2 separate regions of the Homo sapiens genome follow, and region 2 is linked to region 1. The links are chromatin loops, found by intact Hi-C in ENCODE. Cell type or tissue: chondrocyte. All regions are shown on one strand. Each heading gives the region's core, and the rest is flanking DNA. Links, peaks and the distances in the headings are about the cores only. Region 1 holds the start of SH3D19 (SH3 domain containing 19). Region 2 holds the start of LOC105377485 (a long non-coding RNA gene).

What was found. Hi-C counts contacts between places; a loop is a spot of excess contacts. Peaks named below come from ENCODE experiments on the same cell type or tissue, not always from the same donor. Only the 100,000 strongest peaks of a DNase experiment are listed, where the experiment ranks them.
Region 2: a loop joins it to region 1, with 1.9 times the contacts of the local background. A loop is called at or near these places in 6 of 110 quality-filtered maps.

What each region holds. Positions count from the first base shown.
Region 1 is chr4:151,320,084-151,328,616 of GRCh38, reverse strand. It overlaps SH3D19 (SH3 domain containing 19), which reads left to right and starts at 3,012. Exons shown (of 20, transcript NM_001378122.1): 1 at 3,012-3,376. The coding sequence starts at 3,265. In chondrocyte, for the core only: a CTCF peak has its summit at 3,595; DNase peaks (open chromatin) are centred at 3,094 and 3,716.
Region 2 is chr4:151,163,580-151,172,112 of GRCh38, reverse strand. SH3D19 (SH3 domain containing 19) reads left to right here. Exons shown (of 20, transcript NM_001378122.1): 8 at 6,417-6,524. LOC105377485 (a long non-coding RNA gene) reads right to left here and starts at 2,704. Exons shown (of 2, transcript XR_007058329.1): 1 at 2,542-2,704; 2 at 1-881. In chondrocyte, for the core only: no CTCF peak of the experiment used is centred there; a DNase peak (open chromatin) is centred at 4,323.

The DNA.
Region 1 (8,533 bases), core at 385-8,384:
GTTGTTTTTTATATGTTCTGAATATAAGGTCCTTATTAGATATATGATTTGAAAGTATGTTCTCCCCTTCTGTCTTTTCACTTTAATAATCGTGTCCTTTGAAACACGAAAGTTTTAAATTTTGCTAAGTCCAATTTATTTTTTCTTCTGATATTTATGTATTTTGGTATCACATCCAAAAAATTATTTTTTCAACCATGGTCACAGAGATCTAATCCTATGTTTTCTTCGAAGAGTTTTATAGTTCTAGTTCTTACATTTAGGTCTATGATCCATTTTGAGTTAATTTTTGCATATGGAATGAAATAGGGGCTCAAATTCATTCATGTGCATGTGGATATCCAGTTGTAAAGACAATTCCTTCCCTGTTGAATTATGTTGGCACCCTGTCCAAAGTTATATCTTTATTGAAGAACTTACCAAGTTTTGTCTCGTTTTGTGTAAACTGTATAGACCTTCCTCTCTCATTGGAGGACAGGGAACATGTTTTGTTCTTTTGCAATGAGAAGACATATGTGAAAAGCACCTACCATAGGATGTGATCATGGATATTTCTTTCCTTCTTTTGAGTCTCCCCACAGCACCTAGAGTGGTACTTGGCACACAACAGTTACCATAAATGTTTGCTAATTGTAGAGTGGGCTTGGGCATGCACCACCCACCCACCACAAAAATGTGGATTCCCGAAGCTCTAATTGGCTGGGAAACCCAGAACAACTTTCACGCCTTTCCAAATTAAGATTCAATGGCTGGGCTCAGTGGCTCACGCCTGTAATCCAGCGCTTTGGGAGGCTGAGGTGGGTGGATCACGAGGTCAGGAGTTTGAGACCAGCTTGGCCAACATGGTAAAACCCCGTCTCTACTAAAAATACAAAAATTAGCCGGGCGTGGTGGTGCATGCCTGTAATCCCAGCTACTCGGGAGGCTGAGGTAGGAGAATCCCTTGAACCCGGCAGGCGTAGGTTGCAGTGAGCCGATATCGTGCCACTGCACTCCAGCCTCGGCAATAGAGTGACTCTAGTCTCAAAAAAAAAAAAAAAAAAAAAAAATTAAGACTCAATGACAGTAGAAACTGACTCCAATGGCTTAATGAAATGGTACTGTTGGTCAAGGTAGGGATTTTTAAATTATTCATCCTTGAAGGGAAGTGACAAATAAGGTTTCACTTACCAAACATTTAAAACAACCCTAAAGGTCCAGAACCTTTGTTTTATTGTTGTTGGCTTAATTTCCAGTTCTCTAAGTGTCTACTTATTTAATCGCTTATGCAGTAATAAAGTTTTAACTTGTGGATTTGACCTCAATTCCACAGAATCGATTGTGGTTCTTATCTGCTTAAAAGCGGAAAGATTTTCTCAGGCGGCAACAGCCACTATTGAAAAGGCAAAGAAACAGCACTCAGGTGTGGCAGGCAATTCTATTTTCAGTGACCCTTTTCTCCCTTTCTTTTTCTCTCCTACTTGCTGAACATTAGGAGCTCTTGGTAATCTCTCAGAAATAGAGCAAGACGCCAAAGATAAAGGCCTGTTCATCGCACTCAGGAATTTCCTAAGGTTTCATGTCCAGGTAATATTTCTGCCTGCTACTTGGGTATCTTTTGGTGAAATTCCAGAATCTTTTCCTCTCTGTGTGAAAGTAAGTACGTGCACCTACTGAACCTAAGATGTGTATTGTGCAGGTACACACAACTTTGGTTACACGGTTCTTTCCAGCTTTGAAAAACTTTCTTAGGGGTAGCTCACACAGCTAAGTGCTTCAAATTACAGTTTCTGACTCCAGAGCCAGTGGTCTCTCCACTTCCCCTAGTTGCCTCTCTACAAATAATCACGTATGGGTCTCTTTAACACATTTCTTCCTGTTCTTCTAGGAATTGTAGCCATATCCTAGCCCTAAATGAACTGGAATACAGTGAGGCTTGATTTATTATTAAACATTTTTATTAGACTTTTTTTTTTTTTCGAGAAGGACTCTCGCTCTGTTGCCCAGGCTGGAGTGCAGTGGTGCGATCTCCGTTCACTGCAAGCTCTGCCTCCTGGGTTCAGGCCAGTCTCTTGCCTCAGCCTCCCGAGTAGCTGGGACTACAGGCGCCCGCCACCACGCCTGGCTATTTTTTTTTTTTTTTGTATTTTTAGTAAAGACGGGGTTTCACCGTGTTAGCCAGGATGGTCTCGATATCCTGACCTCGTGATCTGCCCGCCTCGACCTCCCAAAGGGCTGGGATTACAGGCATGAGCCACCGCTTCCAGTCTTACTAGACTATTTTTAAGAACAGTTTTAGGTTCACAGCAAAATTGAGCTAAAGGTACAGAGATTTCCCATGTACCCCCTGCTCCCACACATGCATAGCCTCCCCCATTATCAACATCCCCCACCAGAGTGCCACAGTTGCTACAATTGATGAACCCACATTGACACCTCATAATCACCCAAAGTCTATAGTTTACATTGCGGTTCACTCTTGGTTTTGTACATTCTTTGGGCTTGGACAAAGGCATCCGCTATTACAGAATCATACGCATAGTAGTTTCACTGCCCTAAAAATCCTCTGTGCTCCCGCAAGTCTAGGTTTTTAAGGGCGAAAAGAGAGGGAAAGAAAAAAGTGTGCATTGCAGAGGCTCGACCCAACTCCAAGCCAAGTTTGTTCCAAAGTTCAGCAGCTCCCAGCTGTCCCATCTCTCCCAGTTCGGCCCCGGTCGGGTTCCTCCTCTTTTTGTTTAAGTGTCAAACAAATGGGTTTCCTGTTGACACTGGAATATCGTGAAAAGGCAGGAAGAGGCCAGGCCACCTCCTCTTTCCCCTCTTCCTATCCCGTTTATTTATTTTGCACACGTTTGTTTGGGTCGAGCTGGTGTTTCCAGCGTGTGTGGCTGTGGGGCGGCCTTAGGGGCCGATAACCCCTCCCTGAGGAGGCGAGGCCAGCCCCGAACCCGCCCGATCCGCGGTGGAGCTCTACGGGGCGGGGAAGGCAAAGAGGAAGGGGGAAGAGAGCGGGAGTGGGAGTGGGAAAGGCCAGGGATTAAGAGGCCGCCGGGACGCCGCAAGGAGGCGGGGAATCGGCTCGGCCCGCGCCCTGCCGCTGCCCGGCCGGCTGCAGGTGGAGTTCGCGGAGGTGGCCATTTCCACAGCCGCCGCCGACGCCTCCTCTCCGGGAGCCGCCTTCCCCCCGGCCCGAGGGCGGTGGCGTGGGGCGCCGGGTGCAGGCGTTCTGGGGCGCCGGGGCCGCAGCTCGCTGGCCATCCCGCGGCTGCGCCCCGCGCCTCGCCCATGGCTGAGGGCCGGCGGCGGGAGGACGAGGAGGAAGAGCTACGCGAGCGCCGCGAACTTGGTGGCCAGCGCCGCGCCCGGGGCCGTGCGCTCTCGGGCCACTCGGCCGCAGGTGAGAGGCGCGGGGGACGGGGCGGCGGGGACCCAGAGCTGCGCGCTCTGGGGCCGCTCGGGTCCTGCCCCACACAGCGGCAGCTCCTTCACGCGCCGGGATGGGACCGGCTTCTTTAACTCTCAGAGGCCAGACTCGGGGAGGGTGGCATTTCCATCGCCATCCTCACTTTCCGGCCGAGCCCGAGGAAATTCAGACCCGTCTTTAACTGCTAGTGGTCGTACAGCTGAAACTCAAATTTTCCGTGCACACTAAATCCAGGAGCTGCTGGCTTGGGACTTGTGGCCTGGTTGATGACTTATCTCTGGATGAGTCAGAGGTCAATGGCCGTCTCGGTGGACAACGACACCTTCCGAGGGGTTTGCCTGCGCCGCCGCAGCCAGGTCAGAGCACGTGCTCATAACTGAGGCAAGTCCTGTTTCGGCGTCCCTTGCACTTCGGACCTGTGACCCCCCTCCCTCCCTCCCCCAGCCGCCGAGCTCACCAGTTTTCTGTAGGACTTGTTTTCGTTAGTTGTGAGACCCTCCCCCACGCAAAGAGAAGTCCAGAATATAGCATTCCAAAAGGCCATTCATTTGGGCTGAGAATCATTTTCGGGCCTGTAATTACTTTTATGATACTGTGTTTTGGGTACACAAAAGCGGCACGGATCAAATAGTTTGGCACATTAGTGAAAGAGTGAATAAGTGTAGATCCACACCCCTTCCCTCTTCCGGGCGGCTTTTCAATCAAACATAATAGAGAGGACATTCTTTGGCCTTTGGTTCCAACTGGGTAATCCGAGTTATCTGAAAACAAGAGGGAAGAACAAACCTAGGGGGACTGGCAACAAAAGGGAGATAGGGAAGTGAGAGAGTCGGAGGAGAACGATTCACTGAGAGCCTCATTATAAAGTGGAATATAGCGAATATTCCATGAAGTGGAGAAGCTTTTCTGTGTGACTCCCTTAACCACTAAGAGAAAGTTGGAAAAATAGAGAAGATATTGTATCTGTGCGGAACAAATGGAGGGTAGAAAGTAGGATGAAAGGAAAACTTGAGAAGAACATCTTGAAGAAATAGTCAATTTAATGCCTTTGGTAGAATCTTGGAACATAAAAATAATTCTCCATGCTCATTATTACAACTTTTCATCAAAATAAGGCATTTGGCTGTCTATATGAACACCAGTTTTGAACATAATTGGTAATTTTGTTCAGTGTAAACCCAAACCTTGTGAAATAATGAATAGTTGCTGGATATAAGTGAATATTTCTTGCAAGAGTACAATGAAAAAACTTTACAAAGATATACCGCCATGCCTGACCTATGGATTTAAACAGGGTAGGCCACCTTAGATTCCTGTTACCTTCAGCAGAAAGCTTCATTCTCACAAGAGACTGTACAGTGAAGACCTGTTTTGGAGTTCAGACTAGATGTGATCCAGATGTGTGTTTATCATTTAGTTGCAATATGTGTATTTATTCCAAAGCTGGTGGAAATGACATTTTGTAATTAGTTTTCACCAGTTCCCTAATTTCTCAAGGTTGACAAAGGCTTTTCTAGGTTCTTTGATAATATTTTGCTGAGACATGACATTGTGTACTTTTTGCATTCAGTAATTGGTGTTTGTAGTTTTCTAACCATTTATATGCCCTTTTTCCATTAAAGGGTGTGAGGACGATGTAATGGAATGAGTAAGAGGGTTAAACTTGCGATTTTTGGATTTATTTCTTTTAGAAGAAATTATTTAATAGTTTACATTTCTTTACAAGCTGAGCTCCACTTTCCCCTTATTAGTTAACATGTTTTTCAGACACTAACACATTCCTTACCAAGCTTGGGCATTTGTTAGTTATGTCTGTGCTAGATGTTGCTCTCCTCCAAGTGAGAGGGTATGAACTGACGCAGAAGCTTCATGTTTTTTCTGCATCACCTTTTCAGTTTTTCACTTTTCCTGTTCTCAGTGCTCCCTCCTTCCCTTATCATTTTACAATCTAAAGAGTTTCCTTTTCTCTGATTTCACCTAGCTTGATAACCATAAACCTGGGGTTTATGGACTTAAGGTAGTCTGTGAACTCTTCCTTCTCTCCCTGATAAATTTTGGAGTGGTTGTGTAAGTGCATTTATTTATTTTTGTAACTTACATACAGAAGAACATATGAAATTTGTAAATTATAAAGTAAAAACTCTTGTAACTCATGCTCAAGTCAAGAAATAGGATATAGTCAGTTCCTTAGAAATGGATTCCCATCCCTCCTAGACTTAGCCTCCTCTCTCCCCTAGATGTAACCATTTTTTTAACCTTTGTGGTTATTATTTCCTTTTCATTCTGTACAGTTTTACCATACACATATGCATCTCTATAAAATATTGTTTAGTTTTACCTTTTTAAGATCATTTAAGTGGAATTGTCCTGTATTTTATCAACCCAGCAGAAAGCAAGTAATGACTTGAGATTATGAAATGTCTGGAATGAGTTCTTTTCATTCAAAGGCCAAGAGCCCCAGGCAGGTTCTGAGCACAGGACAGTCCTTGTAGGGCATCCTTAGGAAATAAATGTGTGTGTGTTTTTAAAATGATGTTAAGAAAATTGGGTTTGATTAATCACAGTTTTATTTTACAACAAAGGATGATAGTTGATCTGGTGCCCAACTTCTTTATAAAATGTATTTATGTTTCCCAGCTTTTAAAGTAATAAAATATCTTCAGCATGATTCTAAAATAAATAAAAAGCTCAGTTGAATTTTTTTTTTTTTTTTGGCAGAATTATAGGCAATCAAGTACTGAGGTCAATTCAGGAAAGGTTTTTTTTTTTTTTTTTTTTTTTTAGGCAGAGTCTTGCTCTGTCGCCCAGGCTGGAGTCTAGTGGCGTGGTCATGGCTCACTGCAACCTTCACCTCCCAGGTTCAAGTGATTCTCATGCCTCAGCCTACAGAGTGGCTGGGATTACAAGTGTGCACCACCATGCCTGGCTAATTTTTCTATTTTTAGTGGAGACGGGGTTTCACCATGTTGGCCAGGGTGATCTCGAACTCCTCCCACCTCAGCCTCCCAAAGTGCTGGAATTACAGGTGTGAGCCACTGCACCTGGCCAGTGAGGGTTAATTCTGTAGTAGCTCATGATGCATGAGATTAATAAGCAGTTATAGGAAAGTAAATGGGGAGCAGAGAGTATTCCATTGTTTGGGTTTCATGTGCTGAGGCTAAGGTGTCGTAAATCTGGCACTATGTGAAATATTTACTGTTGATGGTGGTATCCAAGATCCTTAATTGCCTGACCTGACAGAGAGTGGTAATATGAAAGCTAGACACAACACCTGAATTCTTGGGGGTGTCTCACTAATCCACCAAATGCCCATTACAAACAAGGAAGAGAGGATGTGGGTACACTAATCCAGTGGTTCTCAAACTTTTGCCACATGTATCTGAATTGCCTGAAGGCCTTGTACACGCTCAGTATCTGATCACTTGGTCTGGGATAGGGCCTGATAATTTTCATTTTTGACACATTCCCAGATAACATTTATGTTGCTGGTTCAAAAGGATGATGCACTTTGCAAACTCCATGTAATTAAGAGAGAAATCACACCCCAACACAGATTGTTAAATTCTAAGAAATAGTTCCTTTGGCTAATTTGTCCTTTTTAGTAGATCAGATGAAAACCCATGAGATAAACATGGAGATTTCCACAGGCTAACTTATAGGACTTAGTTTCCATTGTGGGTTTTCTCGGTAGCTTAAAGGATTTCATGGTTGATTTATACAGCCTGGCATTTATGATCAACTTCATTTTTGTTTCTTGGTTTTTTTCTTTCTGTTATTGATTGCATATTCTTCATCTCTATCTGCACAACTGAGATTGGTGTGTTAGTGCCACTGTGTTAGTGTTAGTTAGTGCTAGCCAAGGGCAAGAAGTGGAGGGTGGGGGGAATAGGCGGACGAGATTGGGTGACCAACTCTTCCCAGTTTCCCAGGACTTTTCCAGCTTTTAAAACTGAAAGTCCCCCATTCATGGAAACTCCTCAGTCCCAGGCAAATCAAGGATAGTCACCCTAGAGGAAGGATAGCTTGGGTGGGGGAAGAAGGGAGGATAAAGGCTACTGATAATGTTATTTATACTAACATCCCTGCTTTAGTCCAGGTGCTTTTTTCACTCAACATTAAGTTTGTAAGATTTATTTGTATTGTTACATGTAGCTGTGGGTTTTTGTTTGTTTTGAGACAGAGTCTTGCTCTGTTGCCCAGGCTGGAGTGCTGTGGTGTAATCTCAGCACACTGCAACCTCTGCCTCCCAGATTCAAGTGATTTCTCCTGCCTCAGCCTCCCAAGTAGATGGGACTACAGGTGCATGCCACCATGCCCAGCTAATTTTTGTATTTTTAGTAGAGGCGGGGTTTTGCCATGTTGCCCAGGCTGGTCTTGAACTCCTGACCTCAGGTGACCCGCCTGCCTTGGCCTCCCAAAGTGCTGGAATTACAGGCGTGAGCCACTGTGCCCGGTTCTGTTTTTTTTGTTTGTTTGTTTTCATTGTATAAATATATACCACAGCATTTTGCCTATTATTTTTTATTGATTTATTGGAGTTCTTTGTTTACCCAGGAATCTCAACTTTTGTTGGTTATGTGTGTTACAAATATCTTCTTCCACCTCCACTCTGGCTTACTTTTTCATTTTCTCTATGGTTTCTTTCGATGTGGAAATTCTTCATTTCAGTATAGATGAATTTATGAATCTTTTCCTTTATAATTTGTGTCTCTTCCCCCCTCACCCCCTTTAAGAACATGATTTCTATCCAAGGTCATGAAAATATTCTCCTATATTTCCTTTATTGTCCCCTAAAAGCTTTGTAGCTTTCCTTGGGGAGAAATGCCATAGCTTTCATCAGATTCTCAAACAGATTTGAGAATCTCTGCCTGACATACAACATTTTAATATTATTTCTCCAAAGGGAGGATATACAAGATTCTGGATCCTCCTCCCAACATCTGGAAGAGTAGTAGGCACATAATAGGGCTTACTAAATGCTAACTAAATTTACTCTTTCTATATTTTGATGTGTTTATGGTAAACCCTGGAAGGACTGATATAACTGTTGTCTGTTGTGCTTTGAGTAAAATAACTTTAATATCATCAGTATGAGGGCACAGAAGAACATTCACTGTGTTCACGGTGTAC
Region 2 (8,533 bases), core at 325-8,324, 160 kb after region 1:
CTTACAAATAACTCTTCCCTTCCGTTTCTCTTACCTCAAAAATAAAGAAAATCTAATAAAATAGCATTCATAAAATGAAGTTGCCATATTAATCTCAGGAAATAGAGATCTGAAAATACTGAAGCTATGAAAACATTGTAAAGATTAGAAAAATTATTAAATAAAAACTCATAAAACAGGCAATTTAATATTGGATTCATTTCTTGGGTAGAATGCCTTCCAGGTTAATGTAATGGAGCCCAGAAGTATTAGCAATTCTTCTTCACACCTTTACAAATCATACCCAGTTGTCAAAAGAAGCAGAATGTTTCTGCCATCAGCCCCATTACACAGACCAGAATAATAGTTTAGCAGCCAATTTCTGCTATTAACAGAACTCAAGGGAAAGAAATGACAGAAAAGCAAGCCAGGGATGGTGAAACTAATTGTGATGACAAGCATATTATTAGAGACAGGTAATGGGCGGAAAACTACTTCATCATCAGTGTTTTTCTCAATCCAGTAATGAAGACCATGCGGATATAGGTGTAAAGAGGCCTCTGCTTGTTCACCAGCAGGTGTGGAATAATTGGTGCTGGTGTGAGGGGGTAGAGGGAAGACAGAATAAACATTGCAAATACAAGTAGACAAAAATGCCATCACTGCAAATAAAAGTAGACAAAAATGCCATTTTCTTGTCTTAGATTCAGATAGGAGATTCTTCTTAAGATGCTCCGTGTTTTTTGTTTTTTGTTTTTCTGTAGAAGCAAGAGCAGTCTGTGATAGAATTATGGCAGCAAGTTCTTAACCCTTTCCAGATTACCAAACTCTGAGAATCTGACATAGCCTGAGAGTCTTTTCTCTCCCTTGAAAATAGCCATTAATTCAGTGACTGTTTGGAGCTGTGAGGAAAAAAAAAAAAAGAAAATAGCCATTAGCTCATGTGTACACAATTCAAGGTACAATATCCAGAGCTTAGAGGGCCCATTTTGGGCTCTAGATTAAGGACTTCTACTACAGAATATTGGAAATAAATGTCAATGGACTGCTTAAATAAATTATAGTACATCCATAACAATGGAGTATTGTGTGATAATTAAAAGGGAGGGAGACCTATTATCCCCTACTTTGGACCAACCTCCAAGATATTATTAGGTGAAAAATGCAAGATACAGGATACTTTTTATGTTATTTTAGCTATTGTTTGTGTTAAATGTCAAATGCAATGTACAGTAATGTATGAAAAGGTGGTACAAAGTGTGTCTTTTATGAAGGAACTGGATAGGAGAGAACAGGGAACCTGGTTTTCACTGTATGCATTTTGCTCCCTTTTGAATTTCAGACCATGTGGAGGCATTACCTTTAACAAGAGAGTTAATCAATAATCTTTTTAAAAGAGCTGAACATAAGCATAATTAGGCTGAAAGAAACTGGGAGAATTATCTCTTGTCGTCTTTGCCACTTCTGAAGAACTGCTTCCCCCAATGACCCTCAGATTCTGATAAGTAAAAATTTTTAAAATAATAAAATAGTGATTTATCTAAATGGTTATATTATTCAAGGTTACAAATAGAAGCTACTTGTTATGAACTAAATATGCCTAAATTAGATAAATTCAAAATTTTATATCTGCATTATTTCCTTTTAAATTGAACCCCAGAAAAAGAGTTTTTATTTTTCTAGTTACTTTATGGAAAATTTTATGGCCATTATTGCCTTGAAAAAGCAACAAAAGAAACCAGAAGTTTCTTTTGTTCTCTTATTTTTAAGTGGTTTTGTTCTGGTTTGTTTGGCAGAGGTGTTAACTCAGCTTAATCTTGTAACTTTTTCCTTATGATTGAATTTATTTTATTGGATTTGTTTCTGTTAGAAAAGTAAAATATATTCGTTGTAACAAGTCAAACAATTCAGAGATTTTGGATTAAAAAAAAATGTAAACTCCCCACGGTAACCAATGTGAACAAAGTATGCAGCCTTCTGTGCCTTTGGGCATGCCAAACCAAAGCTTACACATATACACATAATGGACTTTTTCCAGAAATTTTTACCATACGATACCTGTTACTCAGCAGAGTGCTTTAAAAAACAATGACATTTATGACTTCTCTTCAGGATAATAGGTCTAATTCTAATTCATTTTCTCCTACTATGAGGTATCCTGCCTGATACCTCATAGTATATCATAGCTGGTTCAGTATTTCCCCTGTTGATGGACATTCAGGTTGTTTTGTTTGTTTTATTTAGTGGGGCAGGGGGATGTTGTTTTGTTTTGTTCCTTGTTGGTTTTTGCCACTACAAAAAATGCTGCAGTAAATACCCTCATAAGCATGTTCACTTCTGCTGATGCTTTTATTTCTGAAGAATAAATTTCTGAACGTGGGACTACTAGTCAAAGGTTATGATCTTTAAACATTTTAACTAGTACTAATGATCCAGTTTCTTACCTGGTGGTGTCTGGAGTACCCCAATATGAGGTGCCAGCCTTGCTTTATATGTTGCCCACTTATAACTTATGTTGGAAAAAATAGCCCTCTTAGGAAAAGACATAAAAAGTGAACTTACGTTGCTAGAGAGAAGCTTGCACACCATCATAAGATAAAAAACAGGCCTCTGGCTCCACCGTCTCATTGAAGTGATGCTGTTTATCCTCCCCACTAATCTGCACTCCTCACATGGATCACAGCCCAGACAACATGCAGACAGAGAGGCAGATGCAGAGCTCACTGACTCAGTGAGCACAGCTGGGGGAGATCATTAAACAGACCACTCCTGCCAAACAGCCTGCGGTGGTGGAACACGAAGACTTCCTTGCCTCGCCACATGGAGAAAGAATTTTTTTTTCCCGGAGACATGTATAGTAGAATAATTATACACTATCTGAGTGCCAGTTATTAAAAAACAGCTAACGGTATTAAAAATTAAAAAAATGAGAGAGTGAGTAAGCTAGGACACTTTGAATACTTCATAAGTTATACCTATGCTACTTCAATTTAAATCCTTCAGGTTAAAACAAAAAATGATTGGACCCTTTAACAGAATAGGTGAGATCTGCCCACACTGTGTGCAGGATTTGGGTCAGGATTTCCTGAGGCCATTCTTCCCACAGCAAGCACGTTTTGGATGCCCCCTATGTTCAGCCCCTCAGGGGTGCTGATTGTCCTCTTTTCTCCTTTCCCTGCCTGCCCCTACCCCCATCCATGCCCTCACTTGTGAAATGTGAGTGTGTAGGTCTTATACTGGCCCAGAATTTAATTTGATTTGGGAAACAATTTAAGTCATTACATGCTCAAGATTTTCTTCCCCCTTCACACCCACCCAAAAAGCATCATTGACTAAAATTTTAAACTAATAACCAACAGGGTATTGATACCAAAAGCAGCTGTTAAAGAAATAGCACTTCAGGCCAGGCACAGTGGCTCACACCTATAATCCCAGCACTTTGAGAGGCCAAGGTGGGAGGATCACTTGAGCCCAAGAGGTCAAGACCAGCCTGGACAACACAGTGAAACCTCATCTCTACAAAAAATAAAAATTAGCCAGGCATGGTGGCACATTCCTGTAGTACCAGATACTCAGGAGGCTGAGGTGGGAGGATTGCTTGAGCCCAGGAGGTTGAGGCTGCAATGAGTCGTGATTGCACCACTGCGCTCCAGCCTGGGTGGAATGACAGAGTGACACCGTGAGACAGAGGGAGTGGGTGAGAGTGAGACCGTGTCTCAAAAAAAAAAAAAAAAGAAATGCTACTCGAAAGATAAGACACCGTGAATGATTATTGGAAGAACTATTCAAATATGTAAAATCCAGTTTTTGGAAAGACAATGTCACCTGCCTCACCTGCTGCACTCATGTTTCCTTCTGCAACCTGCTTCCCTTCTGCCCACAACTGAAGTTCCTCACCTTGTTCTGCTTTTTCATTTTTCAATATACTTCTCACCTTTTTCAATATACTTCTCACCTTCTAATAAACCTCGTGAATTGCTTATCTGTTACATGTATTGTTTCTTGTCTCGATCTTCCTGCTGGAATGCAAGCTCCATGAAGGCAGAGTTCTGTGCTTTGTTCACTGCTATATTCCCAGCACCTAAAATAGTGTTTTGTTTTGTTTTGTTTTTTTAACTAAAAAGTAAAGTTTAATGTTGAAAATGCAAACTTGGGGAAGACAGAAAAGATCACACACAAGGCTGTCACTTCACACTTGGAAGGTTGCACAGCGGCCGGGCAGAGGCGCGCCTCACTTCCCAGACGGGGCAGCCGGTAAGAGGCGCTCCTCACTTCCCAGACGGTGGGGCGGCCTGGCAGAGGCGCTCCTTACTTCCCAGATGGGGCGGCAGCCAGGCAGAGGCGCTCCTCACTTCCCAGACGGGGTGGCCAGTAAGAGGCGCTCCTCACTTCCCAGACGGTGGGGCGGCCGGGCAGAGGCGCTCCTCACTTCCCAGATGGGGCGGCGGTCGGGCAGAGACACTCCTCACGTCCCAGACAGGGCGGAAGCCGTAAAATAGTGTTTAATGCATAGCAGGCACCCAGTCAATATTGAATGAACAAAACTGCTACAAAGAAATTGATATAAAAGTGCTAAGAAATTGATATAAAACTACAAAGAAATTGATATAAAATGATCCTGGGTTTGTTTTTCAAAATATTTATATAATAATAATACATGTAATATTTATAGAAAATACATGGACAGATATACCAAATTTTAGACAATAATTAATTTTAGAGAGATGAGATTACAAGAGGTTTTCTTTTTCTATTTTATATAATTCTTAATGTTTCTCACTTTTACAACAAATATTTCTGTGAAGTAAAAAAAGTACTATTATACTTGTTATATATTTGTTATAATAAATTAAAGAATTAAGGAATTTGGTTAAATCTAAAAACAGGAGCTTTGTTTTATGGGTGACATAGGTCACAGTGGAAAAAAGTTATATTATTAATATAGTAGTTTTTTTTTGAGTTTGATGACATTCTTTTGATAATCTTGAGTTGGTTTTTTTAACGTAAGACTAGCCTCACTCACTGTGAGCTGGTAAGATTCCACAGAGGAGTCATCTATTTTTTTTTTCCTCAGTAGCATAATAATAATTTTAGCTAGCTTGCCATCTGGGGACCCTTCCTAAGTGGTAGATAAGAAACTTAAAATAGGATTGTACTTTACCATCATATTTCCCCACCCAGCACTGTTACTGGCATAAATATGTGAGCAAGTGACTGGTGAGAGAGTGATGCCTTTGGCAGGGTATCTGATGGTGAGATCGACTGAGAACTGAGTGGAAGAGAAGGCGAAGTATCAGATTGCCAAAAGGGCTTTTATTCTTAGCTCAGCCCTTCACGTATCCTGCAAAGAGCTGCTCAGCAAAAGGTGCTTATTGAATTACACCTCATAACAGGCAGAATTTGAATGCTGTTCATCACAGGAGCTATGGAGTGCATAGTTTTATAGAGAGTATCTCCCCGCAGGCAAGATACATAGAACAGGTGCAGAATTACAGCATATACTCATTTCGCCTCTTGTTAAATAAAAGCAAAGACAGTCTCATGCGATCCTGTGTGCTGAGTAGAATATCCATTATAGAGCATTTTCTTTTATTTTTGTTAATATTTTTACTTGTAGATTTCCCATTAAAAAAAAAAAAGTATAGTCATTTTTCCAAACCACTAAAAAGGACACTTATATTAAAAACTGTTTCAGTAAAAAGGTTTACAGCCATGCTTTTGTTTAAAGTATTTCTCCTAAGTATATACTGTCCATTTAAAATATTGGGTTGGCGCATTACTTTCAATGACAACCACTGCAATTACTTAATAAATCGGTTAAGATGGAGGAATGCCGAGTCATATATCCTTCCCCCAAAATTAAATATTTGAAGGGATATGTCTTATTTTATTTCTGGGATAGAATGTTTTTCATTTTCATGTTACTGAAGTGTAGTTTTACTAAACTACTAAATCGGAGACTGCTAAGCACCTTCCCTGTGCCAGGCACAGCACTGGGTAGGGTGAGGGCCCTGGGAGTAAATATTCTGGGACAGGCACAGGGGGTGTACAGGGAAAGAGTCTTTCCTCTCTGTGGCATCTGGGAGGCTTTAGGATGTGGGAAAGATGGTCTCCTCATCTCAGTTGCCCCTCATTTTCAGGCAGACACGTATGAAATGATTACACTCCCCTGAAAGATCAGCTTCTACATAATTCAAGATCATCCTCAATCTCTCTCATCAGAGAGGAAGAAAAGCCGCATGAATTATTTACAGAACACTAAGTTATTTCCTTTTATGAGCTCCAACTTTGTTTTTGTCTCTGCAAACTGAGATTTTGTTTATCCATGAATAGTTTCCCCAGGGGCATGAAAAATATGACTCTTAAATTATGAATGAGGTTTTTTGTTTCAGTCCATGTTAACTAAAACATGCAAAATAAACTATGTTTTTCATTAGATCCCTTTCAGCTCCCTGCAAAAACAGAACCAATAAAAGAACGAGCAGTTCAACCAGCACCCACCAGGAAGCCCACTGTAATTCGAATTCCAGCCAAACCAGGAAAATGTAAGCACTTCTCTGCTTTCTTTATTAGCTTCTTCAAGAGGCTGGGAGAAATATATGCTAATTTATCAATGTCTGCTTTTGAAATTATGTATAATCTGCCATTCATAGTCAAAGCTATTTAAAAGCAAATTGTTTTTTCACAATTCTTCGAAGAATTAGTTCAGTAAATTTGGATTTCCCTTTCCCCTTCGCTTCCCTTTCCCTTTCCCCTTCGCTTCCCTTTCCCTTCCCTTCCTTTTCCTCTTTTTTTTGGGAGTCACGCTCTCTCACCCAGGCTGGAGTGCAGTGGCACAATCTCAGCTCACTGCACCCTCTGCCTCCCGGATTCAAGCAATTCTCCTGTCTTAGCCTCCTGAGTAGCTGGGACTACAGGCACACGCCACCACACCTGGCTAATTTTTGTATTTTTAGTAGAGATGGGGTTTCACCACATTGGTCAGGCTGGGGATTTCATTTTTCTTTAATGTTGTCTTTAGACAGAGAATAGAGGGAAACTGAAATTTAGAACAATTGTTATATCCCATGTTAACACCTCTGGTACAGATTTGGTGGGAAAGTAATCTAAACTAATAGCAAATAAAGGTGTATATGTCTATCAGTCAGGAGTATATTATTGCAATCAGCATAATCTCAAATATGGCTATGTGTGAATTCGGTGAAGAGCAGTAACCAAAGCTTTAAATAATAGTTTATAAAAATACTTCTTAAATTGGCCAGGTGCAGTGGTTGATGCCGGTAATCCCAGCACTTTGGGAGGCCAAGGCAGGTGGATCACGAGGTCAAGAGATCAGGACTATCCTGGCCAACATGGTGAAACTCTGTCTCTACTAAAAATACAAAAATTAGCTGGGTGTGGTGCTGCGCGCCTGTAGTCCCAACTACTTGGGAGGCTGAGGCAGGAGAATCACTTGAACCTGGGAGGCGGAGCTTGCAGTGAGCCGAGATCGTGCCACTGCATTACAGCCTGGGTGACAGAGCGAGACTCCATCTCAAAAAAAAAAAAAAAATTAGTGTAACGTTACATTTTGGTTTACTTCCTTACTTGATTTTTTCCTTACTTGATTTTTTAATAGTATAACAAATGAAATTCTATAGGAGCTTTAATAAGTACTTCAAAAAGAAATCTGATATTTATTATAATGGGAAAGCCACAAGGGCCAGAATTATTTATTTTAGGCACCAGATTATTAAAAACTGTGATTAAAAGGGTGTTTGTGTATGTGTACACACACACACAGTGGGTTCCAGAGCAGTTCATGGCACTGCTTGGAGTGATCACACAGCTTTCTCTGCGGGCATCTGATTTCATTTATGCCTGCAATGCCTTTATATCATAGCCCGCATGCATTCTTTCCTTTGTCTAACAAGAGATTCTGCCCACTTCATTCCTCCTAAAGCAGAACAAGCATTCCACTCTTTCACCTGTAGCACCCAGGATTGTATGCAGGCATATTCCCTTTATTTTAGGAGTTTGGTTTCTCTATAAAGCACTACCCAGAAGGATCATCTTGGTTTCAGTTTTTTGATGATTCTGTTACTAACTGATGGCTCTCAGCCAAGTAGCAAGAAAATTGAATTGAGTTGCTATGAAGAATGTGGAGGAGAAAAAAATCTAAGGTATCAAATTCTGGTTCTAGTTTCTTAGGAAGTTATATTTTATTTTTTTAGAGGTAATATTTTAATGTTAGATTTAAAAACCAGTGGTAGGCCAGCCATGGTGGCTCACACCTGTAATCCCTGCACTTTGGGAAGCTGAGGTGGGCAGATCACTTGAGGTCAGGAGTTCGAGACCAGCCTGGCCAACATGGTGAAACCCCGTCTCTATCAAAAATACAAAAAAGTTAGCCAAGCATGGTGGCACACACCTGTAATCCCAGCTACTTGGGAGGCTAAGGCACAAGAATTGCTTGAACCCAGGAGGTGGAGGTTGCAGTGAGCGAAGATCATGCCGCTGCACTCCAACCTGGGCAATAGAATGAGACTCCATCTCAAAAAAAAAAAAGAAAGAA